Linked DNA regions of Homo sapiens: regions 2 and 3 are each linked to region 1. The links are chromatin loops, found by intact Hi-C in ENCODE. Cell type or tissue: heart left ventricle. All regions are shown on one strand. Links, peaks and the distances in the headings refer to the core of each region. The heading gives the core; the rest is flanking DNA.

Region 1 (9,757 bases), core at 1,157-9,156:
AAGTCAGACAGAACATAAAAGTGGCCGTTGGCTGAAGTGAGGTGTGGGGTTGGGGGCTTGGGGCATCGGCTGGCGCCCCGTTTCCCCTCCTCACCCTCAGGGGCAGCCAGGGGCTTGCGTGGGATGTGGACTCCAGCTCTCTCCCAGAACCTGAAGCTTGATCTGGTCAATGTAGGAGGGGCCACTGGGGTCATCTTCATGTCTTGGTCCCAGTAACTCCTATTTTCTTTATATCAAATGCCATGCCCCACCCCCCCCCCGCCCCCACACACACAGACACATGGGGCAACCTCTCCTGTGGTATCGGTCATATCATGATACACTTTTTAAAAACTTTATTGGGGCATAATCAATGTCCAGTCAAGTTCACATATTTAAAGTGTGCAATTCTATAAGTTTTCACGTGTGTATTCTTGGGAAACCATCGCCAAGGTCAAGGTGACAAGTCCATCCACCAGCCGGCTTGCTCCTGCCCCCGCCCCCCCCCCCCACCGCTGGAGTGACCACCCAGCTCCATCACAGCCCCCCCGCCCCCACCGCTGCAGTGACCACCCAGCTCACATCACAGCCCTGCCCCGCCCCCACCGCTGCAGTGACCGCCCAGCTCCGTCACATCACAGCAGCCTGCACCCTCTAGAACATCACATAAAATGGAGTCACGCGACTGAAGCTATTTTTTGGGTTGGTTCCTCTCAGGCAGTGTGATTATTCTGAGGCGTGTGTGTTCCGGCAGTCCGTTCCTTCGCGTTGCCGAGTGATGGGCCGTCATCATGTCGATGGCCCACAATTTGGTGACCAGTCACGATCGATGGGCGTTTGGTTGCAGCCACTCCGACCTACCACGCATAAAGTTGCTGTGAATGTCCATGCACTAGACTTGGGGTAGTTAGGTGCCTTCATTTCTCTTGGATACTCAGAAGAGGAAAGCCTGGGTCACGTGATAGATGGATGTGTAAGTTTGAGAGACGGCCAAGCGGTCTTCCAAAGCAGCCTCACCATCTTGCATCCCTGCCAGCCACGTGTGGCGGGTCAGCCTCTCCTGGGCCTCGCCGGCACTTGGTGTGTGCCGTCTTTTTCATTTGGAACAGTGTGAGGTGGCGTCTCATTGTGACTTTAGCTCACATTTCCCTGGAGACCCCTGATGTTGGGCCTCTTTTCTTATTCTTGCCAACCATCCCTGTGTCTTCTGTGAAGCCGGAAGTGGAATGTTGTGGGGAACAGAGGGGCTTTCTCTCCTTGTTTCCCTCTTCTCTCTCCTCCCTTAGTTTCCTTCCCTTCCCTTCTGTCTGAGTCAGCTAAATCCACTAGGGCAAAATACCCTAGATGGAGGGGCTTCAAAACAGCAGGGGTGACCAGGCATGGTGGCTCACGGCTGTAATTCGAGCACTTTGGGAGGCCGAGACAGGAGGATCACTTGAGGTCAGGAGTTCAAGACCAGCCTGGCCAACATGGCAAAACCCCATCTCTACTAAAAATGCAAAAATTAGCCGGGTATGGTGGTGGGGACCTGTAATCCCAGCTACTCAGGAGGCTGAGGCAGGAGAATCCCTTGAACCTGGGAGGTGGACGTTGCAGTGAGCCGAGATCGTGCCACTGCACTCCAGCCTGGGCGACAGAGTGAGACTCCGTCTCAAAACCCAACAGGGGTTGATTTTCTCCCAGTTCTGGAGGCTGAAGCCTGAGAATAGGATGCCGGCAGGGCCGGATTCTGGCGAGGGCCTGTCCCTGGTGTGGAGATGGCCGCCTTCTCACGCTGTGCTCAAGTGGCAGAGGGAGAAAGTGGAAGCGAGCTCTCTGGGGTCCCTTTTATAAGGCTACCGATCCCATCACAAGGGCTCAGTCTCCTCCCAGAGGCCTCACCCCCAACACCATGCCATTGGAGGTTAGGGTCCAACCCAGGAATGTTGCAGAGACATGGACATTCAGCCCACAGCACCCAGCCCTACCCCTCCTCCTCCTCTCTCGCTTTCCAGTTCCCTCTCCCCTCGTCTCCACTCCTCCTTGGGGCCCCCTGATGCCGCACCCCTCCCTCTCCTCAGGGTTCATCACTTCTCCCTGCACGCACCACCCTCCTTTGCCGACTCCTCCAGTATCGACCTCAGCCCTTGCCTGTAGGGGCCTCCAACTGAGCTCCCTGCACAGACACCTGGATCCCCTGGTTCTGCCCCAAGGACAGAATTTGCTAGGCTCAGCTCACCTCTCCTCCCTAGACCCAAGGCCACTGTATTAGCCTGTGGGGTCAGGGGACCACTCCAGCTCAGCCAGCTATTGCTGGGGTGGGGCACATGGTGGGGGTAGCATCTAGACTTTTATACTGGAAAATGAACATTTTATTTCAAAGAAAAAGTAGCACGATGGTATCCAAGTATCCAGGACCTGCTGCCATGCCCTTTCTCTGCAGAAGGCCTGGCTGGGCCCAGTGGCCTAGCCGAGAGCCTGGCGTTGATTCTCTGCCCTTCCATTTTCGGGCTGTGGATCACCGGAAGTCACTCAGCCTCTAAGGTGAATACCCACAAGGTATTTGATGCTTACTTCATGCTCACAACACTGTCCTTGGCCCGCAGCGGGGAGGATTAAATGCCATCTTCTGCAGGGCAATGGAGAGTCACAAACACGGGTGCAGATGCAGAGCCCAGCCTTGACCCCAGAGTGGACACTCCTGACCTCCAGGGAGTGGGGGAGAGGCTGGACAGGGTCAGAGAGGCCTTGGGGGAAGCCAGGGAGAGTCATTCCCTAGAATCCGCCTCCAGGACCCAGCTGCTGTGGTTTTCTGAGCCTCCTGGATTGCTTCAGAAGAAAGAAATGCTAACACCCATGAACACCACCGCACAGGAGTGCTTTGACCCCCAAGATGCAGCATAGTTATGTTATGCACAAGATAACTACAAGATTTATGAAACTGTCCACTCTCAGAGCCCCACCCATATTTCCAGTTGGGTGACAAGCAGTGTATGTCCCTGGAACTGCACCCATAGCTCCACAGGGAGCTCAGTGTGAGGCCCTGGTGGGTGTGGGCCCCGGGTGTGAGTGGGCATTGATTCCCAGAGGGCCTCGGTCTATGACACCCCATTCCCCACTCCCCACTCCCCACTCCAGTACACCCACATCCTCCAGCCCCTTGGCACTCCCTCTCATGGAGCCAGCTGGGCTGCAGTGATCCTGGAGGGTGACCCTGTCTGAAGCTGCAGCCCACACACACCACTGGAGGCCGCAGCTGTGGAGGCAGACCCGGGCCTGCAGCAGAGCAGGTGAGGAGCTAGCCCTGTCCAAAGGAGGAGTTCACAGCTCGGGCTGCCCAGGGCCCCTTTCAGGGCAAGGCCTCCCTGGGGAGCCTGGCAGTGGGACCCCGGTCCTGGTCCTGCAGCAAGCAGGGGTACCTTTGACCACAGCTCCTAAAGAGAGCCAGACAGTATCCATCCTGGGTCAGGGGCACCCACGCGTGCACCCTAGGGAGGCGCTGGGGCCTGAAGTTCTACCATCAGGAATTAGAAATACCAGTTTTAGAAAATTAATCATCAAGAACGGGAGCGACCTGGGCCCCTTGTAAACCCGGCAGATCTAAAAGAGGGAAGGGCTTCAAAGGGGCAGGACTCCTGCGGGTCGGCGTGGCCGCCAGCCAAACCTACTTTCTCCAGGACTCTCGGCGGCAAGCCACAGAAGTTCCCTCTTGTCATTCGGTCAAGCCTTGTGAAGCTGCCATTTTTATAGGTCAAAAAACAGTCAGGTAGCGACAGCTTATGAGGCCCAACCGAACAGCTCAAGTTTCATAGGTGAATAATGTGCAGGGGGAGACTCAACAGCTGGAGGCAGGAGTCCACAATGGTGCTGGGGGCCTGTCTCTGTCTCTCACTCCCTTCTCTCTCTCTCTCTATGTCTCTGTGTCTCTGTCTCGGTGAGTGTCTCTGTCTTGCTCTGTACCGTCGTCCCCGTCTCCTCGTACTGACCTCCTGCCCTTGCTTCTTTGTGCCGGCCTCAGCCTTTTCCCGGGCTGAGGAACCCCCTCCGTGCTCACACATCTGCCAGCATCACAGCCCCCCAGGGACAGGAGAGCATCTTCCCCAGTAGATGTAGAGGAAAAACCCAGGCAGGATTCTGATTGGCCTGGATGACCATCCCTCAACCAATCACTGTGGCCTGGGAAACGGGAACCCCTGATTGGCCAGGACTGGGTCACTGGGCACTCCTGAGCCCGAGGGCTGTCCTAACCTCCTCGGTATCCTCCACGTGGGGAGGGGCCACAGAAAGGAGAGGGCTGCGGCACCAGCAGAGGTAAGATGGGGAAGCGGCCGGCAGCGCCACCCATGCCTCTCTTCCTGGGGCCTCATCGTTGGTCAACCCCGCCATCCACCCTCTGCCCAGCACAGCAGCCTACGAGCCGCCTTCTCCCTCAGGACCCAGGCCCTGCTCACTCTGCCAGCCCCGGAGCTCCCCGCTCCACCGCACCTGGAAACCGGGGCAAGATGCGTCCATGAGGCGCATGAGCAGGATCACCCCAGACGCTCCCGAGCCTGACCCCCCAGGACCCCAGCGGCATGGCTTAGCCACCAGCCTCCCCTGGGGTCACTACACACTTAGGCTCGGGATGGCCCGGGGGTTTGGGACTGTCCTCAGTCCGATTGGCCCTGAGAGGACAGAGGATCCCCCTCTCTGTGGGACTGAGGTGGTTCAGGTGGGGCCTTCCTGCAGAATCCAGGACAAGTCAAGGCAGATTCGCTTTCCTGGCTCCGTTCACTGTAAGTCCAGCGGCAGGAGTGGGGCCTGCATGCTGCATGCCTGAAAACGGGGAAAGGGCACATGGGCAGCCTTGAACATCTTCAGAGAACGTGAGCAGTCCCTCGGACGTGGATGCTGAGTCCACTGGCCACACAGCTGCACTCTTGCTGGACACAGGCAGGCTTCTCAGCCATCTATAAACAGCTGGGTTGCGGTGCCAAGGGCTCAAGTCCTCTGTCAGAAAGGAAGGAGGGGGCTGTCTAGCCATGGTGGCTCAAAGAATCAAAGTCTTGGAGCCACACCCTCCAGAGGGTGGTTTATCTTGCAGAATTGCTCCCTGAACCTGGCTTCTTCCAGACGGACCATGCCTGGCCTGGGGCGCCCCTGCCTGCTACTCGTGGCTTTGCTGAAAAGAACAGCTCCCGGCCGGGAGGAAGTGGGCGGGGGGGGCAGGAATCCGCTGCCCACATGGGAGAGGGGAGGTGCTGGGAGATGTATCCTCCCAGAAGGAACAACAACTCGAATTGGCTTTGGGGAAATTCAAACAGTTTCTCTCCAGCTGGAGGCTCCACCAAGAATAAGTTCCCCAGCTTCACGGAGCTCCGAGGATTGCAGCCGCCTCCAAGAATCCATTAAATGAGTTCTTCAGACTCGCTTTTAATGCTTTTCCGAGGTTATTAAACAGAGAAGTTCTCTGCAAGGAGCTTTCAGGGAGCTGTGAGAGAGGCAAGGAGGCTTCACCCACCGAGTGAGGCACTGCCTTGCCTGAGCTCTGTCCCTAAGCTCACTTCCAGGGCGGTTTCGAAGAGGAAGTGAAGATTCTTCCTGGTGCTGGAGACGGCGCCGCCCCTCGAAGGATCCCTGGCTCCAGCCTCCTCAGCTTAAGTCTCGCGGAAGAGGCTGCAGCTACAGCTGCCTGCGGGCCTGCTTTCTAGGTTATCCTTGTTGGAAGCTTTGCCCTGACCCTTTCACTGGATCCATTGCAGGCAGGATCGGAGCCAGACTCCACCACCCCGCTGCTGGCCTCACGGCAGTTTTGCACCCAGCCTCCAGTACTGGCCATCAGCTGATGGCCCAGACCCATTTCACATCCTGTCTCCCCATTAACTCTTTTGTTGCCCGTCTCCTCGCTGAGTTTTGGTTTGAATAGCTCAGTCCATTTGACGTGTTTGGGTTGGACAAATACATAGGGTGTCTGCAGCTTCCCTCCCAGCCCTGCAGCTATTCCAGGGTGTGGCATCTGTCTTAGTTCGGGCTGCCCCAGCAAAGCACCACAGACAGGGTGGCTGGGACAGTAGACGTTGACTCTCACAGTTCTGGAGTCCAGAAGTCCAAGATCAAGGTGTCTCAGGGTCTGGGTCTTCCTTCCATGGCTTGTAGGCGCTGCCTTCTCCCTGGGTCCTCCCGTAGTCGTCTGTCTATGTGTGTCTGTGTCCTCATCTCCAGTTCTTTTTTTTTTTTTCTTTTGTGAGACAAGAGTCTTGCTCTGTCACCCAGGCTGGAGTGCAGTAGTGCGACCTTGGCTCACTGCAACCTCCACTTCCTGGGTTCAAGCAATTCTCCTGCCTCAGCCTCCCGAGTATCTGGGATTATAGGCACCCGCCACCACACCCGGCTAATTTTTGTATTTTCAGTAGAGACGGGATTTCACCATTTTGGCCAGGCTGGTCTCAAACTCCTGACCTCGTGATCCACCCACCTCGGCCTCCCAAAGTGCTAGGATTATAGGCATGAGCCACCACGCCCGGCCTCATCTCCAGCTCTTATAAGGACACCAGTCAGCCGGGATTAAGGCTCATCCTCATGATGTCCTTTTAACTTAATTACCTCTCTACAGGCCCTGTCTCCATATAGAGTCACACCCTTGAGTACCGGAGGTTAGGTCTTCAGCATAGGAGTTAAGAGGGACACAATTTAGCCAATCACAGCTTCATAACAGATGCTCTGCAGACACCTCTCCATCAATCATAGCCCGGTGTGTTTAACTTAGAGTAGATGGTGGCACCACCCGATAACAATGGTGGTGGCATTCAGCAGCAGCTCAGAGGGTTCCAGAAGCATTCCTCCAGCCTCGAGGGGAAATGGTGCCTCTGGCTAACGGAGGGAACCATCAAAGCCGGGTATGGTTTCTTTGATCGTGTTTAGCCGCTTTGTGGCTGAGTAGAGATTCTTCCTTCTTCCTGTCCAGGTAATTAATGAGGGACTTCAAAGGCATGAGGCTTTTCTGCTCCAATCAATTATTCAGATTGGCATATCCAAAGGTCTCTGAACAGGAAATAGAGAGGAAATGGATTGCTAAGTGGTTATGATGGAGACTAAATGAATTACTTGTTAATCACCCTTGTCTGCTCTGGTAGTATCTGTGCAAGCCAGGATAGCTGCTCGGGGCACACTCACCATCAAACACGGGAGGGGAAGGGCAGGGTGGGGTAAATTTCACTCTTAGAAACACCAGAATTTCTTCCTTTTCAGGATCAATGTCACCCATATCTTGTCAATTGTGACTGCAAACTTCAGAAGGACTCAGAGTGGAAAGTCTTGGCAACCATGTTGCGGTTCAGACAGTGGGAGCCATGCTTCTGCGAATGAGCCTGGGGACTGGGGACTGTGGTCCCAGCCCTGGATTTGATGAGGGGAGTATCCCTGTCCTGCGAGGGTGCAGTGTCACTTTTCCACTCCCATTTGGGGTCAACTCTTAACAGCATCCCTGAGAAGTGAGGTGGTGTAAAGTCAGGGAAGTGTGGTCTTTGTCTTATTAAAAATAATGCGATGAGATGGACGATGGCAGAAGCTTCAGGGTAGACCATGGAGCTCATCATGGTATTTGATATGGCTTGGCTTTGTCCCCACCCAAATCTCATCTTGAATTGTAGCTCCCATGATTCCCATGTGTTGTGGGAGGGACCCAGTGGGAGATAACTGAATCATGGGGTCATTCTCCCCCATACTGTTCTCATAGTAGTGAACAAGTCTCATGAGATCTGATGATTTTATAAGGGGAAACCCCTTTCTCTTGGCTCCCATTCTCTCTTGCCTGCTGCCATGTAGAACATGCCCTTTCCCTTCTGCCATGATTGTGAGGCCTCCCCAGCCATGTGGAACTATGAGTCCATTAAACCTTTTTTTCTACATAAATTACCCAGTCTTAGGTATATCTTTATCGGCAGCGTGAAAACAGACTAATACAGTATTACTCTTTACATTGCTTTATGTTTGCGATTTTCCATTAGAAAAGGAACTTGAAAATTAAAAAAAATAATAATAATAATGCCTACTTCTGCTCCAACTTCTACTTGTGGCCAAGATGGAGAAACAGAAACTGGATTTACCTTTCCTCATGAAACAACTGAAAGAAAAGATAAAATATATAAAGTAATAGGTTTTACAACCAGACACCAGGTAATAAATGATAGTGATCACTAAAGCATGAGAAACAGATGGGATGAGCCCTATACTTGCCCCAGCTTCTTGCACTGAGCGTTTCCAGGCTGTGGGGCAGGGAGAGGGAACTCAGGCAGAGACTGGAAGAACATCCACATTGAAGACATTGAGGCCAGGCGTGGTGGCTCACGCCTGTAATCCCAGTGCTTTCGGAGGCCGAGGTGGGTGGATCACAAGGTCAGTAGTTCAAGACCAACCTGGCTAACATGGTGAAATCCCATCTCTACTACAAAAATACAAAAATTAGCCGGGCATGGTGGCACGCGCCTGTAATCCCAGCTATTCGGGAGGCTGAGGCAGGAAGAATTGCTTGAACCTGGGAGGCGGAGGTTGCGGTGAGCCGAGATCGCACCACTGCACTCCAGCCTTGGCAGCAGAGCAAGACTTCATCTCAAAAATAAATAAATGGATGGATGGATGGATGGATGGATGGATGGATGAAACTGCTTCCAGGTGACTTAACTACACCCAGAACAAAGCTCAAGACCAGGATACAGAACTACCCAGCGCCCCCAACAAGTACAATTCATGATGTCTGGCATCCATTCAGAAATTCCCAGTCTTGCAAAGAAGCAGGAAAATACAGCCCGTAAGGAAGAGAAAAATCCATTATCAAAATTGACTGGGGATTAACACCGATGTTAGAGTTAGCAGACAAGGATATTAAAAGAATCATTAAAACTGTATTCCATATGTCCAAAAAGTTAAATGTAGACACAGAAGATATTTTGAAAGCCCACTGGAATGTCCATTTTTAAATGGTTAATATGATAAATTTTGTTGTATATATTTTAGCATAAAGCAGTTCTTTACATTTTAACCCAAATCAAACTTCCAGTGATGAAAACCACAGTGTCTGAGATGACGGATACACAGGATGAGATCGAGGGTAGATTAAATGTTATAAAGTAATAGTGAACTCAGAGAAGTCTCAATAGAAACTATCCTGAGTGAAACACAGAGAAAAAAAAAGAATTCTTTTTAAAAGAACATCAGTCAGTGAGCTGCAAGATAGCTTCCAACAGCCCAATATACATGTAAGTAGAGTCCCTGAAGAGGGGGCGATTGTAGGGGGAGGGGAGAAAAAATACTTGAAGGCTGGGTGCGGTGGCTCATGCCTGTAATCCCAGCACTTTGGGAGGCTGAGGCGGGCAGATCAGTTGAGGTCAGGAGTTCGAGACCAGCCTGGCCAACACGGTGAAACCCCATCTCTACTAAAAATATGAAAAGTTGGCTGGGCATGGTGGTGGGTGCCTGTAATCCCAGCTATTTGGGAGACTGAGTCAGGAGAATCTCTTGAACCCAGGAGGCGGAGGTTGCAATGAGCTGAGATCGCACCACTGCACTCCAGCCTGGGCAACAGGGTGAGACTCCATCTCAAAAAAAAAAAAAAAGAAAAGAAAAGAAAAATATTTGAAGAAATAATGAGGGAACTTTTTCCAAATTTGAAGTAAACAATGAACTCACACACCCAAGCAGCTCAATAGACTCCAAGCACAAGACACATGAGAGAAAAAGAAACAAAAACACACCCAGGCACATAGGATTCAAATTGCTCCAAATTAGAGATAAGGACAAATATGTTAAAAGCAGCCACATGGGG
Region 2 (9,757 bases), core at 739-8,738, 60 kb before region 1:
TGGCAGCCCCCTCATGCCCAGGTCTGGGGATCCCAGGACCTCTCTCCTCAATGAGCACCTGCGCCTGTCCTTGTCCCCCTGCCCCGTATCCATCAACGCTCCATGCAAGGGGCTCACTGGGATTAAAGGGGCCCAGGCTTCTCAGAGACCCAGCTTCCCAAGCCCTCATCTTGCTGAATGATGTCCTTGTCCTCTGTCCTCCCTCTGGTCCTGTCTACTCTTCCCCCGAGTTACCTTCCAGATCAACATGACCTTGTTTCAAAAAATAAACCAATTAGTATGTTCTTCTGCAGCCCGGATGTACCCTCATGCGCCCTTTTCTGGTTGGCTGGCCGGCAGAGTCCCAGCATCCACCGAGTGCTCAGGGCGGGTGGGAGGTAGAGCAGCATGTGGCTGTGTGCCCACATCCCTGGGAGACAAGGATTGTCAGGCAGCATCAGGGAAAATGGTATGTGGGGAGATGATTCTGTTGTAAAAGGCGGTTCTATAAAACAATCACAATTTGGATTGTTATCAAGGAGAGAAAGGAGCCTCTGGTTGAACCAGAGAGGTGGGTCTGACTCAGAAGTGTTTCCCAGACTGCCTTCACACACCTGCAGCTGTTCGGGGCCCGTGATGGAACCAGGAGCAGGGAGCGTGGATAGCATCCTTAAAAGTCCGCCAGTTGGGAGGCTGAGGCGGGCGGATCACGAGGTCAGGAGATCGAGACCATCCTGGCTAACACGGTAAAACCCCGTCTCTACTAAAAATACAAAAAAAAAATTAGCCGGGCGTGATGGTGGGCACCTGTAGTCCCAGCTACTCGGGAGGCTGAGGCAGGAGAATGGCATGAACCCGGGAGGCAGAGCTTGCAGTGAGCCGAGATCGCGCCACTGCACTCCAGCCTGGGTGACAGAGCGAGACTGTCTCAAAAACAAAAACAAAAATGTCCGCTCAGTCCACTCTTCCCTGATTGAAGGACAAATCGCATTCTAATGTTTAGCGTCTAAATGAAGCGTTTCCCAGAACAGAGTGAACCTTTCCATTGTCCTCTGAAAGCATTTCAAAAATAAGGGGGAATCTAATTAGTTAATTTCTGCGTGTGATTCCAAGAAATGTAATATATTTGATAGAAAATTACCTGTGGCAACTGCTTTCCTTCTCTGAGACTTGTGTTTTCCAAGACGGGCGCAGATGGGCGCTCAGCACGGGCCGGGCGTGATCCAATTACACAGCAGATTTCAGACGCCCAGACTTGGAGCTGGGGAAGCCTGGCGCCCTGGGGAGAACACTGCCTGGAGAGAGGCCGGGGAGGTCAGGGGACCCCGACTGCTTTGGGCCAGGCTTCATCCTACAGGCTTTTGTGTTCTTATAACCCCAGCTTGTCATGCAGGAAGCATCCTCACAGACACCCAGCCACATCCCCCACTGCGGGGGCACCTACGCTGTCCTATTCCCAGCGCCCTCTGGGTCACCTTGCCTTGGAGGCCCTGAGCTCAGCTTGTGCCTGGCCCAGCACTCAGTGACTCACTGTCCGCTGGGACTTTGCCGAGTGGATTAGGAGCTGAGACCTCCTCCATGATGGAGAAGGTGGATACCAAGAGAAAAGGACCAGGGACATGGTTTTATTTGGAGAAGGCAGGTGGGAGGGAGGTTGTGTGGGTGTGTGTGTGTGTGTGTGTGTGTGTGTGTGTGTAACTCCGGGAACCCTCAGAATGGCACGGCCCCCAGCAGGCTCCTCCCAGATTCTAGCTAAATGTGCCACTTGTACAATTCTAAGTTGTCATGAGTCTGGGAGAGCCTTAGGCTACCCTCCCCTGTTTTAGGCAACCTGGACCTTATTTGCTTTAGAAAAGTCAGCTCTCCTGTTCCTAAGGCCTCCTGGATGGGGGCCCGCCTCTTCCCCTTGGTGGTTTGCTGGGGTGGGAGTTCGCGTTTCGCGGTCCTCTGAAGGGCTCTCGCTGCTGCTTCTGTCATTCCTGCCGGTCTTCCGTGGCTTCTCCTATGAATGCCACAGCCCTTTGTGGGTCAGATTCCGGAATGCAGGCTCTGTCATCACCCTCTGCTGCCAGTTGCTCCCTGTCCGGTCCCCAGGCCCCGGCTAGTCCTGAGGATGCGTTGGGCGCCGGAGGGAGGGACCACAGGATGCGCAGGTCACCACACTGGCCTCCTACATGCTCACCCTTTGTGCTGGTGTCCTGGGGCTGCTCTCACAAAGGGTTCAAAGCCACCAGCTGGGGCTTGAACAACAGAAGTGTCTCCCCTCACAGTTCTGGAGGCAGAGACCAATGTCAAGGTGTCGGCAGGGCCCTCTCCCTCCAGTGCTCTAGGGGAGGACCCTTCCTTGTCTCTTTCAGCTTCTGGGGAGTCCAGGTGTTCTTTGGCTTGTGGCCACATCCCCCAGTCTCTGCTTCCATCTGCACGTGGCCATGTCTCTGTGTGTCTGTATTTTCCCTCCTTATAAGGGCACCAACCAGTGGACTTAGGGCCCACTTATTCCAGGATGACCTCATCCCAAGTGATTGCATCTCCAGCAACCTTACTTCCAAAGAAGGTCACACTCTGAGGTTCTACATAGACGTGGATTTTAGGGGGACAAAATTCAACCACTACCGTCTCTTTGCTTGAAATCACACACAATTTCCAGAGGCCTAGAGATGCCACTTTGTCCGCAGATCTCTTCCTGGCCCCGCCTCTGCCTGGGCAGCCTGGGTCTGATTGTCCTTCTGTCTGCCACCCTCACAGTCCTCAGCCGTGGCCTGGTTCCTGTCCTGGGGGCTGACCAGCCTTCTGGGGCCTGGGACCTGGGGCATCGCTGCTGCCTGCCGTCTGGCCTCAGGGCACCTGCAAGGTCAGTGCCAGCCCAGCAGGATGGCTGACCTTTCTCTTGCTCTAAGCGTGGGCTCTGCAGCCCACCTCACCCCACTGCCATCAGGGAACCTTCTAGCATAGGGCAAGCTGAGTGGGGGCCAAAGCCCACGGTAGTGCATCTCCCGGACCAGGGCCAGGAGCAAAAGCAGTGTGCATGCTGTCTGCCCCTCTCTGGAAGCCCACAGACGATGTCCTCTCCTGTCTCATTGATAAGCACCCTGGGGTCTCCTGGTCACTCCTAGCAGCCAGGGGAAACTGAGAAAAGGGGTTTTGTAGCTGGGTCTGTTAACTGCCAAGACAATATTAGGGTCCTCATAGTGAGGAAGGGGACTAGAATGGATGTCAGGGGGCCGGATCTGCTGGGGGTCTGGATGGCCAGGCCCTTCATTGCACACTTGGGGAAACTGAGGCCCAGAGATAGGCTTATTGGAGTCAGGGCATTAGAGGGCACCAGGATCATCCAGCTCTGCAGCAGGTGCTCCCTGGTGTCCCGTGCCTCTGGCCCAGGTGGCACCTTCCTGACGGCAGCACCCCCTCTCCCCGGCTTGGAGCTGATGTCAGAGTGCACCTAGCAGTAGCGGCTGTGGCAGCAGTTCGGAGGCCCTTAGGGGAGCTGGAGTCCCCAGTGTTTGCCAGCTCATCCCGCTGCCCTTCCCACCACATGCGGCCCCCAGGGTCACGGTGGCCCGCAGCCTGTGATCCAGACCTCCCTCTCCCGCCAGGCCGGAACCTGCTGGACGTCCGTGTGTCCCACTCCATCAGGCCTGGAGACCCGGGAGGCCAGCAGCAGAGCCACACTCTATTCTGTGTCCTCATCACCAAGCACTAGGTTAAATGACAGAGAACTGACCAAACCCTTCAGAGAGTTCGAAAGAGGCGGTTTCAGTCTGGCTCGCTGCCCCTCTCCCAGCCTTTTCGGCAGCAGCCTGGGTGGTGTGTTTTAGTTGGTGGGGCAGGGGACAGGGTGTGGCTCAGCGGAGAACACACCCAAGGCTCTCTAGATGGAAGGAGGGGCCAGGCTCTTCCGGTGCTGGGATGTGGGGGTGGCTTGGAACACTGACAGAGGAGGGAGGGTGCCCGGGGCGCGTTTCCCCACTGAATTCAGGCTGCAGTGAGCACGTGAGCTGTGGCGCGCACATGCCTGAAACCATCCCTCTCCAAGTGTTGGCGTTTCCCTCCCAGGCTGGAATCAACTCCAGGCTTAAAATTAATTTCTCTTCCGCTCACAACAATGGTACAGCCTCTCCCCAAGTACATCCTGTCTTTGTGCAGAACACACTGCCTTGCCGCGCTGCAGCCCAGAGCCCCAGAGCTGGGATGATTTACCCAGCCAGAGCCCACAGCAGTACTGTGATCCTCTGGGACCTGTTCACTCCCCTAGTCAAGAGACTCTTCCTAGACACTCAGTTTGAGCCTGTCCTGGGGAGGGCAGGTGGGCCGAAACTTCGGCAGCCCCTCACCACCCAGAGGCGGTGCTAACAGCCTGCTGTATGGTGGGTCTCCACTGCCTGGAGCTCGGGAAGCCGGAAGTTGGGGGATGACAGCAGCATCATGATGCTGGGTGTGGAGTGAGCATGGGGCTGGCGTCGAGGCCAGCTCTGCCTCCCATGGGTGGGCCGCCTTAGGCTCCTCCTCTGCAAAATAGGGAGCTGTTGCAGGACATTTCAGAGCTACTATAAGGACTGAAGGAGGCCCCGGGGAAAAGAGCTCTTGATATATTAAGGCACTGCTTAGTAGTGACTATGCTTACTTTGCGAGCAGGGAAACCGAGGCCTGGGTAGGACAGAGGGGGGCACATGTGTTTACTGCCCTCTCCGCCCCCGACTTTGGTGCCATCAGCCTCCACCCCTGCTGCGCCCGTCAGAATTTGGCTTCCACGTTCTGCTCCCGGACCCTCCCAGCCTAACCTGTGGATCCTGCCACACAAAGATGGGCTTACCTGGGAGATCTTCAGTTTTAAGAACTCTCAGCCAGGCATGGTGGGAGGCTGAAGCGGGTGGATCACCTGAGGTCAGGAGTTCGAGACCAGCCTGGCCAACATGGTGAAACCCCGTCTCTACTAAAAATACAAAAATTAGCTGGGCATGGTGGCATGCGCCTGTAATCCCAGCTACTCAGGAGGCTGAGGCAGGAGAATCGCTTGAAGCTGGAAGGCCGCTATTTCAGTGAGCCAAGCTCACACCATTGCACTCCAGCCTGGGCGACAGAGCGAGACTCTGTTTCAAAAAAAAACAAAAAACAACTCTCTTCCTTGCTAGGCATGTTGACCTTGTATAAGGGCACCCTTTGAGGTCCAATCCAGGTTGAGCTCATCTAAAAATCCAAAATCCAAAATGCTCTAAAACCCCAAACTTTTTGAGCATCAACATGATGCCACAGGTATAAAATTCCAAGCCTGACCTCATGGGGTAAGTCCCAGTCAAAACACAATGAAAACTGTTTCATGCACAAAATTCTTTAAATGTTGTATAAAATTACCTTCAGGCTATGTGTATAAAGCATACGTGAATTTCATATTTAGACTTGGGTCCCATCTCCAGGATATATGTGATTATATGTGCAGATATACCAAATGTACATGCAAATATTCCAAAATCCAAAAATATATGCAATCCAGAATACTTCTAGTCCAAGCGTTTAGGATAAGGGCTATTCTGCTGTAGCCACCTGACCTGTAACAGTCAGGACAGCGGGGTTAGGCTGCAGTAGCAAATAATCTCCAGGTTGCCATGGCTTAAAAAAACAAAGGCTTATTTCCTGCTCACTCTCACTGCCCTGTCAGGTCTGCTGGGTGCTGTCCTTTGCCCTCCTCACTTAGGAACCGGGTTGGGTGACGCCCCCACCAGCTGGACCATCATCCATTTATAGTTGCCACATCTGGGTTCAAGGGCAGTGTGGTGGGTGGTGAGTTGGTCTTCATCTTTCCTGGAGTGACACACGTCCCTGCAGCCGCCGGCTCACTTGGCCGCACCTAACTTCAGGAGGGTGGAGACCTGCAGCCCTGTGTGTGCCCAAGAAGGAGGAAAATCGGAATTTTGGGGAACAACTCTAATATCACAAACCTCAAAAACAGGAACCTTTAGTGCTAGAGCGAGCTGTGAGAGGAGACACTTCAGGGACAAAGTCCCCCAACACCATGCCACCCCCACGCCCCCCACCTCCAGGCTCCCATCTGACCTTCACGGCTGCGCCAAAGCCAACCAAAGGGCCTCCCGGGGTCCCTGTCTTGGGTGCCCAGGAAATGAGATACGTGCTGACGGAGGACCTGGGAACCGCAGCCTTCATCCTTGCTGGGATGGAGTCTTTCCTCTTCAGGCTGCCCACTCTGGGCTGAAGAGTGTCATGATGTGGCTTGGGGTGCAGTATTTCTCCACTACAGCAACAGAGGCCAGCTCTGCCTCCTGTGGGTGGGCCACCTTGGACTCCTCCTCTGCAGAATAAGGGGCTGCATCTGGACCTTTCAGGGCTGCTACAAGGATTGGCCTTTCAGAGGTACTACAGGGATAGTAGCCTCTGGTCCAGGGCTGGAGCCATCGGTCTCTCCTGTTTCTTGCAGTCCAGTGGGCTCTGTGGCATAAAGCTTGCCACTCGGCGGTTGTGGGATTAGACCAGATGAGACTGACTGACGAGCTCTGCCTCTGGCCGAGGACTAGAGCTGTCCATCTTTCCTGTTTCCTGCAGTCCAATGGGCTTTGTGGCGTAAAGCTTGCCACCTGGGGGTTGTCGAACTTGACCAGATGAGACTTACCGACAAGCTCCCAAATCAGCCAGGAGCACCAGGCTTCGCTGTGATATGAGGCAGGATTTTTCCCTGGTGTCTCCCTGCCTCTTGATCCCAGTACCAGGCTTCATGCCATAGTCAGTGCAGATATTGTGGGTGATATGTTTGTTTCATAACCGTTCCTAAATATAGAGTGCATGCTAAGTGATATCTAGAAGCCATGTAAAAGAAAACGTTTGAAATGTTTGCAAAGAGGATGAGGCATTGAGTGGACCAGAAAACATGTCTTCCTAAATGGGCCCAGCAAACGGTGCTGCTGGGGGTGTTTTCCGTTGCCAGCTGAGTTGTGACTCTTGGCAACGGTTTCTTAGCAACCGTGTGTGCGGGGTACCATGCTCAGCCGGGATGGGAGGCTGGGACGGAGGCTGCCTGGGAGTGAGAACAAGGCAGCGGAACTGGAGGCGGGGAGGCCCCAGAGGCCTGCAGCCCTCAGCCCTCCGAGCGGGAGGGGCCCCAGGTTTAGAGGATTAATACTCCAGGTCCCACGCTGGCCTGGTGGTTGCCATGGGGTGAATTACTGGAAACTTCTCTTCCTGCATTTTTCCTTCCTCTACAGTGTGTATTTTATGCACAAACGTGTCTTTTTTTTTTTTTTTTTTTTTTTTTTTTCATTTTTGCACAGAGATCCAAGAGGCTGCACTGAGATTTCCCCCAGCTTGGGCTTGTGGACCTCTGGGAGGCAGGGGACTTGGGGAGCGGAGGGGCCTGAGTAAAAGAGGAGAGTGCAGGGACTGGCTCAGAGCCCACATCCTCCACTGCTCAGAGCCTGCTCAGATTTCCTAAGGTCTGGGCCTCAGTTTTCTGATCTAAAATGGAGGGAGGGAGGTCTGGGTAGTGAAGCACCAACTTGATCCAAAGAGAGAGCTAACCTTTGCCTTCACCTCCTGGGAGGTGGTCTCTGGGCTCCCAGAATATCCTGCCTGATGTATGTGTCTCTGTTTGCCTGGGGGCTTTGACTGCTGGACAGTCTGACAGTGTGATTTATGGTGGGAGCTCTGGGTCATGCCACATCAGCTTGGACCTCCAGAAGAAACTGGAGACCAGAAGGATTAGCCCTAACCTCCAGGAGGAGCTGGAAACTAAAGCCCTGCCACCAAGGCAGTGTGTGACAGAGCCCCAGCAAAGACTCGGGACACCAAAGGTCTGGGAGCATCCCTGGCGGCAATGCCCCATGCGTGTTGTCACACGTCATCTCTGGGAGGGACTTATCCCCACTTTCCCAGGGAGGACGGCAGACACCCCATGTCTGGACCCTCCTGGACTCTGCCCCCCACGCCTGCCTGTCCTTGCCTGATCTCAGCCTGGATCCCTTTGCTGTAATAAACCATAACTGTGAGCATAGGTGCTTTTAGTGAGTTCTACGAGTCTTTCCCACAAATCACCAAACCTGAGGGTGGTCTTGGAGACCCCCAGAACTTGCAGCTGGTGTCTGAATTGAGGAAGGGTGGTCTTGTGGGGGCTGTTCTCTCAAACTGTACATTGGCTAAACTCCTGGTGAGAACCCTTGGGACACCCCCCGCAGGCCACCAGGTGAGGGAGCCGATAGAGACCAGGCTCTGGGTGGAGGCATTTCGCAGAGCCGCCCTGCCAGGTGTGGAACTGGGACAGTGTTGCCCCAGGACGACACCGGGGACGTTTCTAGCAGGATCACTCTGCTGCGGGCCCCTCCTGCACACTGTGGGGTGTCCAGCAGCAGCCTGGCCTCTCCCCACTCCATGCCAGCACCAGCCCCCAGTTGTGAAAACCAAGAATGTCTCCAGACGTTGACACGTGGTTCCCTGGTTCCTCCTCTGGTTCCCTGGGGTTTGGGGGGGCACCATCACCCCTGGCTGAGGACTGCTGCCTTAAGGGAAAGACGGTTTGAGGCTTTTTCTTTTTTTTTTTTTTGAAGAAGGTTGTGGCCATGGGAGCATCTCTTTGGAAAGATGGAAATGGATTCTGAGGGATGTCTGGGGGTGAATCCTGGCTCAGGCAGGAGGGGATGGTTGTTCCTCTCTCTGTGAGGGGTGCAGTGTGTCCAACACCCCCTGGCCTCAAGTCTGAGGGCCGCAGAGCTGGCAGGAATCCCTTGGGAGCACCAGGGAACCAGGGGATTGGCTGGGGGCGTTGCTCCATTCCCACCTCCTCCATGGGGGAGAGGGGTAGGATGCAAGCCTGGGAATAAGACCATGCAGGTGACAGCCCGCCCCCATCAGCTCTGCCCTCAGCTCAGGAAGTGGCAGGCATGGTGTCCGTTAGTCCTGCACACTCCCCCGGCCTCAGCCCCTCCTGAGGCTGCAGGCTCCCAGGAAGCTCCGGGCCCACCCCTCCCCTAGGGAAACCAGGGCCTCTGCTCCCAGAAGTCCACACCCAAGGCTGCCCCTCCCTGCACAGGGACGAAGGTGCCCTGCCTCCCATGGCTCCAGTTCTTGGTGGCAGCTCTGGGCGCACCCTTAGCCCTGAGTTGTGACCCATCCTATACCCCAGCTCCCCAGTGGGGTCTCTGTTGCTGTCCACACCCTGCCCTGGCCTGGGAGGGGCCATAGGCTGGAAGAGATGCCCTGGGACCTTCATAATGCTGACAGCCCTGAATTCTCTCTCCTTCCTTGGTCTAAAGCAACTCTGTCTGGTAGAACTTTCTGGAAATGTCCCATGTGCTCGATATGGCACCACTGGCCACACACAGCTACTGAGCACTCAAAATGCAGCCAGTGTGGCTGAGGAGCTAATTCTTAGTTTTACGTATTTAATATCAATTAATTGAAACTTAAGCAGCCGCGGGTGGCTGGGGCTACTGTATCAGACCTCCCATTTGATGAAAACCACCTTCCATCTGGGAAATGAAGGAGCTGGGAAGAATTTCCAGTCCCCTCTCTCCTTCCTTCCTTCCTTCCAGCCAGTCCACCCATATTTCCCAAGCACCTGCCATGGGCCGTGTCCTCATCAAGGGTGCTGTGGGGGCGCAGCCTTCGGGGTGCATCTGGCTGCATGATGGGACAGAGGCAGGAGCCAGGCCAGAAAGAAATGAATAAATAACGATGATCCTCCAAAAGGGCAAATGGTGCGTGGAGCATAAGCAATAGCTGTGCAGTGCTGGCCGGCAGGGAAGGTCGGCAACCTCGGAGGAGGTGGGCTTAGAGCCCCAGA
Region 3 (9,757 bases), core at 722-8,721, 190 kb before region 1:
CACCCGACCTGCAGCCTGGAAAGCCGGCACCTCCACCACTGCCCCTGGGCATTGCAGCTCCCTGAGCACATCCTCCAGGGGACCATCACCTCCCTGCATTGAAGCCCTGCAAACATGGCTCTGGACCCGCCTCCTGCTGGCTCTTCTCATCCTCCAGCCTCTGCCCCACAGGTCACTCCTCCCGGGAGCCTTCCTACACTGACTACCACCCTCCAGGTTAATCCCTTCATTTGCTCCTGGGGTACCTGCAGCCTCAGCAACTGCCTTCAGCTGGAAGCCTCCAGGCCACTGCCTAGGCAGGGACAGGTGTGCAATGCTCAGGGGAGCAGCCACCATGGGGCCTTCCCGAGCCGCTCCCTGTGCTGCACACTCCCACAGCACTGTAGGGTAGGGATTCATCGAGTCCCCTCAAGGGTCCTGTCAGGCTGAATGCTGGCCCCACCCATGACCAGTATGCGTCCTAACTTCCAGGTGCTATGAGTCAGACCTTATTTGGAAAATAAAAGCATCTTTGCAAATGTAGTTAAGGATCTTGAGATGAGATCTTAGATTACGATGGCCTCCAAATCCAATGGCAGGTGACCTTAGAAGAGAGGAGGAACAAACGTGGGGAGCAGAAAGTCACATGTCAGCCCAAGAATTGCACGATTTATAAATTTAGAAGGGAGACTATTATAAAGGGTTACAACCTGTGAGCTGGGAATTGGGCCTCTAGCCAAAACCAGAGGCAGGCGCTTCGAGGAGGTGAGGGTGGAACGGGGCTTTATGCTGAATGCATTGGCTAAGGTTATGGCAGGTTAAGCATACTCAGCAGGTTACAGGAGGAGCTGTGAATATTCACAAAGCAGGTCCTGACATGTGCACTGAGCACACATGCGTGTTACATGCGTCCCATGTTCACCTGGGGTGGAGGCTTCACATTTAAAGGCATTACAGTCAGGCTCTGTATGTCAAAAGGTGAAGCAGGAACGTAAAGCCGCTCAGTGAGCAGCCTCTGTAAACCGGCAGAGCCGGTCTCTCATAGTTCTGGAGGCTGGAAGTCTGAAATCAAGGTGTCTGCAGGGTGGGTTCCTTCTGGAAGCTCCGAGGTAGAATCCGTCCCATGCCTCAGTCTTTGGCCAGTGGTTTCTTATCAAGAGAAAGCTACTGAAATCAGCCTCTTATCCAATCACAGTTATAGTTATGGCTGCTGGCATGGGGTCTGTTATCAGCATCTGGTGGAGCTGCAATGGTTTTAATGTTGTCCATCCCAAGGCCGGGGCTTGCTGGCTGCTAGAGGAAGAGAAAAGCACTATGACAGCCAGAACTCGTTTATTTAAGTGTGGGGTGCATGACTTCACCCTTGCCTCACACAGTCTTAGGTCTTGCTTACAATCCAGTCTCTTATTGCCACCAGGAGCCCATTCTATCAGTCTCACAATCTCTCCTTTAGTGTTAACGCCGGCCAGTTGTGGCTAAACCTCAACAGGGAGCAGCATAACAAGACGTGCCCAACCTCCTGTCCCATCATGGTTGGAACTCAGTTTTGCTTTTTTGTTTTTTGTTTTTGAGATGGAGTCTTGCTCTGTAGCCCAGGCTGGAGTGCAGTGGTGCGATCTGGGCTCACTGCAACCTCCGCCTCCCGGGTTCTAGCAACTCTGCCTCAGCCTCCCAAGTAGCTGAAATTACAGGCACCTGCCACCACGCCCGGCTAATTTTTGTATTTTTACTAGTGACGGGGTTTGGCCAGGCTGCTCTTCAACTCCTGACCTCAAGTGATTTGCCTGCCTCAGCCTCCCAAAATGCTGGGATTACAGGTGTGAGCCACTGTGCCCGGCCAGAACTCAGTTTTTTTGTTTTGTTTTGGTTTGGTTTGGTTTGGTTTTGTGATGGAGTCTTGTTCTGTTGCCCAGGCTGGAGTGCAGTGGCGTGATCTCGGCTCACTGCTCACTGCAACCTCTGCCTCCCAGGTTCAAGCAGTTCTCTGTCTTGGCCTCCTGAGTAGCTGGGACTACAGGCACACACCACCACGCCTGGCTAATTTTTGTATTTTTAGTGGAGACAGAGTTTCACCATGTTGGCCAGGAAGGTCTTGATCTCTTGACCTCGTGATCCGCCTGCCTCAGCCTCCCAAAGTGCTGGGATTACAGGCGTGAGCCACCGCGCCCGGCCAGAACTCAGTTTTTAAGGCTTCTGTGGTGTCCCCTTGTTCCAGTCAGTCGGGGGCTTAGGATTTTATTTTTAGTTCTCACATGTGAAGATGGAGGCAGAAGTTGGAGGGATACGGCCACAAGCCAGGGACTGCTGAGGGGTGCCAGCAGCCCCAGAGGCTGGGAGAGAGGCTTGGGGCAGATTCTTCCTCAGAGCCTCTGTTAACTGGGGATCCTTGTTCTTAGAGCTCCCAAGATGATGGCGGGCCACTTGCAAGATGGTGGCAAGCCTCTTGTTCCTTGACCTGGGGTTCTTGGCCTCACAGATTCCAAGGAATGGAATCCTGGGCCATGCAGTCAGTGTTACAGCTCTATTCAGCTCGATTAGGACCAACCCCAGGCACTTAGCTGGCGCAGGAACAATGGCGAGCCTCTAGCCCAATTGGGAGCAGCAATGGGCGCCGCCTCGCTGGATCGGAAGTGCAGGGGACACTCTGCCAGATCCGGAGGGGTGGAAGTCAACGGCGGGTCTGGGATGGCGGTGAACAGCAGTGGTGGATGGCGAGCGAAAGCTCACCTCGAGCCGTAACAAACACGGACCAGAAGAGCGTGCAGTTGCAAGATTTAATAGAGTGAAAACAGAGCTCCCATACAACGGGAGGGGACCCAAAGCGGGTAGCCATTGCCGGCTGGAATGCCTGGGTTTACATCCCGATCATTGTCCCTCCCCCGTGCTTTCAGGCAATAGATGATTGGCTATTTCTTTACCTCCTGTTTTTGCCTAATTAGCATTTTAGTGAGCTCTCTTTACTATCTGATTGGTTGGGTGTCAGCTAAGTTGCAAGCCCCGTGTTTAAAGGTGGATGCGGTCACCTTCCCAGCTGGGCTTAGGGATTCTTAGTCTGCCTAGGAAATCCATCTAGTTCTGTCTCTCACCTCCAGAAGGAGCCCATCCTACAGACACCGTGATCTCAGACTTCCAGCCTCCAGAACTGAGAGAATGAACATCTGTTGTCCAGGCCTCCTGGTCTGGGGTCATTTGTTGTAGCAACCCTGGGACATTCATGCAGGCCTATGGGATGGTGTGTCGGGGGACCCCACCCACACATTCTGGGGTCCTCTGGAAGGACTCGCAGGACTCGATATAGAGTCATCCTGTTGTCTAAGGTTTATAACAGTGCCACAGCTTAGGCGGAGTCTGCAGGCATCCATGAGCAGACTGAAGCCCCCTCCCTCTCTCCTTGAGGGGACACAGCACATTCCCCACCCACTAGGAAAAAATGCAGCCACATGTGTGAAATATTTCTCCCTTGGGAATCCTGTCACGTAGGCACCCTCAGCCTGGCACGTGCCACAATTCCCGACTTCTGGAAGGAAAGCTGGGGTTTTGCTTGCATACACCACAGTGTTGGCTCAACACGCCATGGGAGCTGCTGCCGCAGGGCTGGGTGTCCCGGCCTCTCCATGTAGGGGACATTTCAGCTCCCAGATGCCAGCTAGGGGCCAGCCCTGCGGGCAGGACTTTCTCAGGGCAGCAGCCACAGGCCTGCTATGCTCACTCTTATCTGCATGGGTTGATATGGTTGTTATCCCTTTTTACAGATAAGGAAACCGAGGCTAGAGAGTGTAAGCCCCTTGCTCAAGGTCAGCCAGCTCATAAATGGCAAAGCTGGGTGGGATTCAAACCCAGGAGTCCAGCTCCTAACACTGCTATTAACCTTCCTGCTTCCTGTCTCTCCTGCTCAGGGCAGGGGCTCAGTAGATACTTGTCTACTAAAGGGATGCATGGAGGAATAAAAATAAGAATAGTCACATTTATTAAGCATTTGTTACCTGCCAGCCTTTGACCTTCACACGGCTCCCCTCCATAATCCTTGCCAAACGTCCAATATCATGGAAACTGCTAGTGCTCCATTTTGCAGACGGGGGCGCAAGGACCTGGGGAAGTGGAGTGGTTGGCCCAGGAGGTTTGGAGCCTGGGTCTGAGCCCAGGGTCTGCTCTATGTATCCGTTCTCTTTTGTAACATTCTGTGCTGATCTACATAAGACAAGCTGCAGATCTGTGTAAAGGTGAGCTTAGAGGACACGTTCCCAGAAAGACAAAGCAGCTTACAAAGCAAAATTCCGTATGTCAGAATATGTTCAACGCTGCGTGGCCACTGAGATGATAGGGGTGTGGGGCTGCCTGGTGCCCCAGAGTGTGCAGCCGAGGCCCTGCCCTCAGCAGCTCCAAGCCTCCCCGTCTTCCCCTGCTAGTGGCAGAAAGCAGGGTCCAGTATGATGCCATGGAACCTGCCTGGACCCCAGAGAGGGCAGCAGGGGTTGTGAGACTAGTTAGAGAGGTAGCCACAGCCCCTGCCCACACAGCTGGAGGGAAGGAGCGTGCAGGCGGCGGTGGATTCAAATGCCTGTTCTGGGAGAGGGTGTGCTCTGTGCCAGGCAGCGTGGGGGCTTCACCTGCTAACCTGGGCTCTTCTCCGGTTCACCTCCTGTCTATCCCTAGGCCCAGCACCGTGGCCAGCCCCCAGGATCAGTGAGTGCTCCTGGAACCCTTATTATCCCTGTTTCAGAAAATGTGCCTCTAAGGCTCAGAGAACCCAGGCCAGCATTTGAGCGTTTTCAGGTAAAGGATCTTTCCCATCAGAGCCTGGACATTCAGGAAGGGAGCTTTCCCTGGCTGGAGGGTGGAAGAGAGACCTCCAGCCTGGAGTCTGGAAGGTTCTCTGCCTCGCTCTGGGAACCTGCCTCTGGGGGAGCTGGGGATGTCTCCTGCACCTGCTCGCACGGGGGCTGCAGCTGTCACCCTGAACCCGCTGCGGCCAGTGAGGAAACGAGCTCAGAGCAGCAGAGCCATCTCCGCAAGATCACAGAGGCCTTTGGCCCCAGGACGTCAGTGGGGTCCGGGGCTCGGTGAAGCGGCTAAGTCATAGGCTTGGCTTTCTGCACAGGCACAGCTGGGAGGGCTGGGTATTCAAGAGCTGGGCAACGGAAAGCCATCCTGTAAGATGGAAATAAACTTGTATTTCCAACAATCGGAGGGTGATGCAAAAGTGGCCCTACGATGGCCCCAGCACTGGGAGGCCCCTCCGGAAGCCGCGGCGTTCCAGGAATCTGCTGGCGCGGTGTCTTCCCTCTTGTGGCCTGTCGCTCGCCTGGTAGGAGCGGACTCACTGCCTGGCGTCCCTGCTTGTGGCCACTAGATGGCAGCCGCGGGGTGCGGAGCCGAGGGCGGCCTCCAGGAGTGAGTCCCTTCCGCACGAGAAAGGCCGGTTGCCAGGAGAACCTGCTGGGCCTTGTCCCCAGAATCTCCACTGTGGTCCCACTGCCACCACTGCAGGCCGGGGCCGGGGCTGGGGACGTGCCTGGAAAGCCACTGGCTCTGCCCGGGTGCCCACAGGGCACCAGAGAGGCCAAGAGGTTGGACGCTCACAGGGCAGGGATGGGATGAGGGGCCGGAGTGCACCCCTGCACACAGTTTCTGCAGGAAGCCCCTGGAGGGTGGACACCCACAGGAAGAAGGCTGCCTGCGCGCTGGGCGCAGTGGCTCACACCTGTAATCCCAGCGCTTTGGGAGGCCGAGGCAGGTGGATCACCTGAGGTCAGGAGTTCGAGACCAGCCTGGCCAACATGGTGAAACCCTGTCTCTACTACAAATGCAAAAATTAGCTGAGTGTGGTGGTGGCCACCTGTAATCCCAGTTACTTGGGAGGCCAAGTCAGGAGAATCACTTGAACCTGGGAAGCAGAGGTTGCAGTGAGCCGAGGTCACGCCACTGCACTCCAGCCTGGGCAACAGAGCAAGACTTCATCTCAGAAAAAAAAAAAAAAGATTATGAACAGGGTTTTCATACATAGGAATTGTGCGGGACATTTCGAAGTACTTCTGGGATCTTGCTTTTACTAGTATCGTTACTTATTATTTTGTAATCATAGCCGTTATTATTGCTGTATTAGTATCTTCTTAGGGACCCAGGTGCCTCCCTGTAATCGATGTCTCTCTGCATCTGGGGCCGTGTTAAATCTAGATATTTGAAGCAGCACTTCCCAGCTCTTCGGTTTTGTCAGCATTTCTTGGAAACGTGCTGTCTGGAAGGTGTTCAGCATTGCCCAGACACCTGGACTTTTCATCCTTGTCCTCCCTCTCCTGCCACTGAGGCCCCGCCACTAACTCTTATGGGTCCATGGTATTCAAGTAATGTCAGAGACCATGGGGGCCAGAAAGCTCTTTATTTCCACCTCCTCCTACCGCTGCCTTTGCCAGGCTACTCAGAACCCAAATGTGGAAGGCATGGGCCACAAGTTCCAGGCTGGGCTCTGCTCGAGCTCACCGGGGGGAGGCTGTCACCTATGTAGAATTTCCTCAAAGGCTTTTTCTGCACCAGTTGCTATGATTATCTGTTTTTCTTCATTAGTTTGTTTATATGGTGGCTTACATCAATAAATTTTTCAAATATTGAACCAGCCTTGCACTCCCAGGATAAAGCACACTTGCTCATGATTCCCTTTCTACTAATATATGTCTGGATTTGACTTCCTAATATTTTAAGGATCTGTGTCTATGTTCCTGAGGGATGTTGGTGTATTGATGTCTTATGCTGTCTTTGTCTGGTTTGTGTATCAGAATAATGCTGCCCTTATAAATTAATTTGGGAAGCGTTCCCTCCACTTCTCTTTTCTGGGAGGAATTGTGTAGAGTTGGTGTTGCTGCTTCTTGAAATGATTGGCAAAATTCACCAGCGAAATCACTGGAGTCAAGAAGTCTTTTTCAGATGCTTTTTAAACTACACAATTGTCAGGCGTAGTGGCTCACGCCTGTAATCCCAGCACTTCGGGAGGCCGAGGTGGGTGGATCACTTGAGGTCAGGAGTTCAAGACAAGCCTAGCCAACGTGGTGAAACCCCATCTCTACTAATAATACAAAAATTAGTCAGGCATGGTGGTGCACGCCTGTAATCTTAGCTGCTGAGGAGGCTGAGGCAGGAGACTCACTTGAACCCAGGAGGCAGAGTTTGGAGTGAGCTGAGATTGCACCACTGCACTCCAGCCTGGGTGACTGAGTGAGACTCTGTCTCAAACACACACACACACACTTAATATCTTTAATAGATGTAAGACAATTTATCTCCTTCCTAGGTGAGTTCTGGAAGTTTGCAACTTTTAGAGAATTAGTTTATTTTACCTAAATTGTCAAATTTATCTTAGACTTGGTCACAGTATTCCCTCATTATCTGTTTAAAGTCAGCCCTGTAGTGATATCATCTCTTTTAGTAATTTGTGTCTTCTGTCTTTATTTCTTTGTCAGTCTTACTAAAATTTTTATCAATTTTATTGATCTTTTGAAAGAACTACCTTTGAACTTCATTAAGTTTTCTCCTTTCTCCCTGTGCTTTTAGCTTATTGATTGCTGTCCTTATTTTGTTATTTGCTTCCTTCTCCATGCTTTGAGTTGATTTTGTTCTTTTTCTATTTTTTTGACTCAGGCTGTGGTCTATCTTGGCGAATATTCTGTGGACATTGAAAAGAATGTATATTATGCTCGTTATTGTTGAGTGCGGTGTTCTTTAAATGTCAGTTCGGTCCTTTTGATGGTATTTTTAAGTGTTTATAGCCTTGCTGACTTGTCCTCTGTTGTTGATTGCTGAGAACGTAGGAATGTGGAAATTTTCCAGTATCATCGTGTGGCTGTCCATTTTGTTTTTTTTTGTTTGTTTTTTGTTTTTTTTTTTTTAACAGTTCTGTTGGTTTCTGCCTCATGTTTGTTTTGTTGTTTGTTTGTTTTGTTTTGTTTTGAGACAGAATCTCACTCTGTTACCCAGGTTGGAGTGCAGTGGCATGATCTTGGCTCACTGCAACCTCCATCTCCTGGGTTCAAGCGATTCTCCTGCCTCAGCCTCTCAAGTAGCTGGGATTACAGGTACCTGCCACCACACCCAGCTAATTTTATATTTTTAGTATAGACAGGGTTTCACCATATTAGCCAGGCTGGTCTCAAACTCCTGACCTCACGTGATCTGCCTGCCTCGGCCCCGCAAGGTACTGAGATTACAAGTGTGAGCCACTGCACCTGGCCTGCTTCATGTATTTTGAAGTTCCAATGTTAGGTTGTAGGTTTATGCTGGCATTAGGTATTATTATACTGGTTAGGTTATTCACGACTGGCGTGTCTTCTTGGTGAATTGATTTTTTTTTTTTTTTTGAGACGGAGTCTCGCTCTGTCACCCAGGCTGGAGTGCAGTGGCGCGATTTCGGCTCACTGCAAGCTCCGCCTCCCGGGTTCACGCCATTCTCCTGCCTCAGCCTCCCGAGTAGCTGGGACTACAGGCGCCCGCCACTTCGCCCGGCTAACTTTTTGTATTTTTAGTAGAGACGGGCTTTCACCGTGGTCTCGATCTCCTGACCTTGTGATCCGTCTGCCTCGGCCTCCCAAAGTGCTGGGATTACAGGCGTGAGCCACCGCGCCCGGCCGAATTGATTTTTTTTAATCATTATTCAATGTTCCTATTTATCCCTGGCAATTTTCCTTGCACTTGAGACTACTTTGATATTAATATAGCCACTCTGGCTTTCTTCTTATTAGTGTGTGTATGTCTTTTTCTATCCCTTTGTTTTTAACCTCCCTATGTTGTTATATGTAAATTTGAGTCCTTATAGACTGCATGTCATTGGTTAGTTTTCTGAAAGTCCATCTGATTGGGAGGCCAAGGGGGGAGGGATTGCTTGAGGCCAGGAGTTCAAAACCAGCCTGGATAAGAAAGTGAGATCACATCTCTACAAAAAAATAATAAAGAAGTCAACTTTTTAAATAAAAAAATAAAACTCCATCTGGTAATCTATTTTATTTGATGTGTTTAGAGCATTTAAATTTAATGTTATTATTAATGTGTTAGTATTTATATCTACCATTTTATTTCTTATTTTCTATTTGTTTCCTTTGCACGTTATTCTCTATTTTTCTTTCCCGATAATTTTTGGATTATTATTTGACTTGTTACTTTTCCATTTTAATTTAATTTTGGAGGCTTTAAAACAATTATATAGCTTTTTTTTTTATTAAAGCAATTAGTCTGTGATTTCAATACACATATGTAGCTTTTCCCAGTTTACTTAATGCTTTACCACTGCAAGTAGAACATGGAAACCTTACCACCATATAGATCGCTTTATTCTCTCCCTTTTTTGGTGTAGCTATCACGTGTATTAAACCCACATATATTGAAACTACTATCATAAAATATAATAATTTTTACTTCAACCATCGTATTTTCAAGAATGTAAGAAGTGAAGTATAGTCTATTAAAAGATATTGACCATTTTGTCTGTACTTCTTTATTCCTGACTTTCAAAGGCTCTCTGGTATCATATCCATTCCATTCCAAGCATTATCTTTGGCATTCCTCTTAAAGTTGACCTGCTGGCCACAAATGTTCTTGGTTTTGCTTCATCTAAAAATGTCTTGATTTAACCTTTATTCCTGAAGGATATTTTCACTGGGTATAGAATCCTGCATTTGCAGTATTTTAAAAATACTGTTCCACTTCCTTCTGACCTCCATAGTTCTGATGAGGAATCTGCAGTAATTCCTGTGGTTTTTCTTCTGTATGAAATATGTCATTTTTCTCTAGCTGCTTT

What was found. Hi-C counts contacts between places; a loop is a spot of excess contacts. Peaks named below come from ENCODE experiments on the same cell type or tissue, not always from the same donor. Only the 100,000 strongest peaks of a DNase experiment are listed, where the experiment ranks them.
Region 2: a loop joins it to region 1, with 17 times the contacts of the local background. A loop is called at or near these places in 3 of 110 quality-filtered maps.
Region 3: a loop joins it to region 1, with 3 times the contacts of the local background. A loop is called at or near these places in 6 of 110 quality-filtered maps.

Annotation. Positions count from the first base shown.
Region 1 is chr11:70,564,053-70,573,809 of GRCh38, reverse strand. The region is part of intron 17 of SHANK2 (SH3 and multiple ankyrin repeat domains 2); the gene reads left to right. Among named protein-coding and RNA genes, the nearest start is that of SHANK2-AS1, 58 kb to the left of the region's middle. In heart left ventricle, for the core only: a CTCF peak has its summit at 5,102; DNase peaks (open chromatin) are centred at 5,109 and 5,559; H3K4me3 peaks cover 1,315 bases; H3K27ac peaks cover 1,449 bases; H3K27me3 peaks cover 430 bases.
Region 2 is chr11:70,623,294-70,633,050 of GRCh38, reverse strand. The region is part of intron 17 of SHANK2 (SH3 and multiple ankyrin repeat domains 2); the gene reads left to right. SHANK2-AS1 (SHANK2 antisense RNA 1) reads right to left here and starts at 6,487. Exons shown (of 3, transcript NR_174950.1): 1 at 6,028-6,487; 2 at 1,121-1,274. In heart left ventricle, for the core only: no CTCF peak of the experiment used is centred there; DNase peaks (open chromatin) are centred at 3,951 and 4,158; H3K27ac peaks cover 1,096 bases; H3K27me3 peaks cover 810 bases.
Region 3 is chr11:70,751,273-70,761,029 of GRCh38, reverse strand. All of the region lies in intron 14 of SHANK2 (SH3 and multiple ankyrin repeat domains 2), which reads left to right. Among named protein-coding and RNA genes, the nearest start is that of SHANK2-AS3, 110 kb to the left of the region's middle. RefSeq lists an enhancer at 5,035-5,084. In heart left ventricle, for the core only: a CTCF peak has its summit at 5,329 (motif pointing right); a DNase peak (open chromatin) is centred at 5,349; H3K27me3 peaks cover 1,759 bases.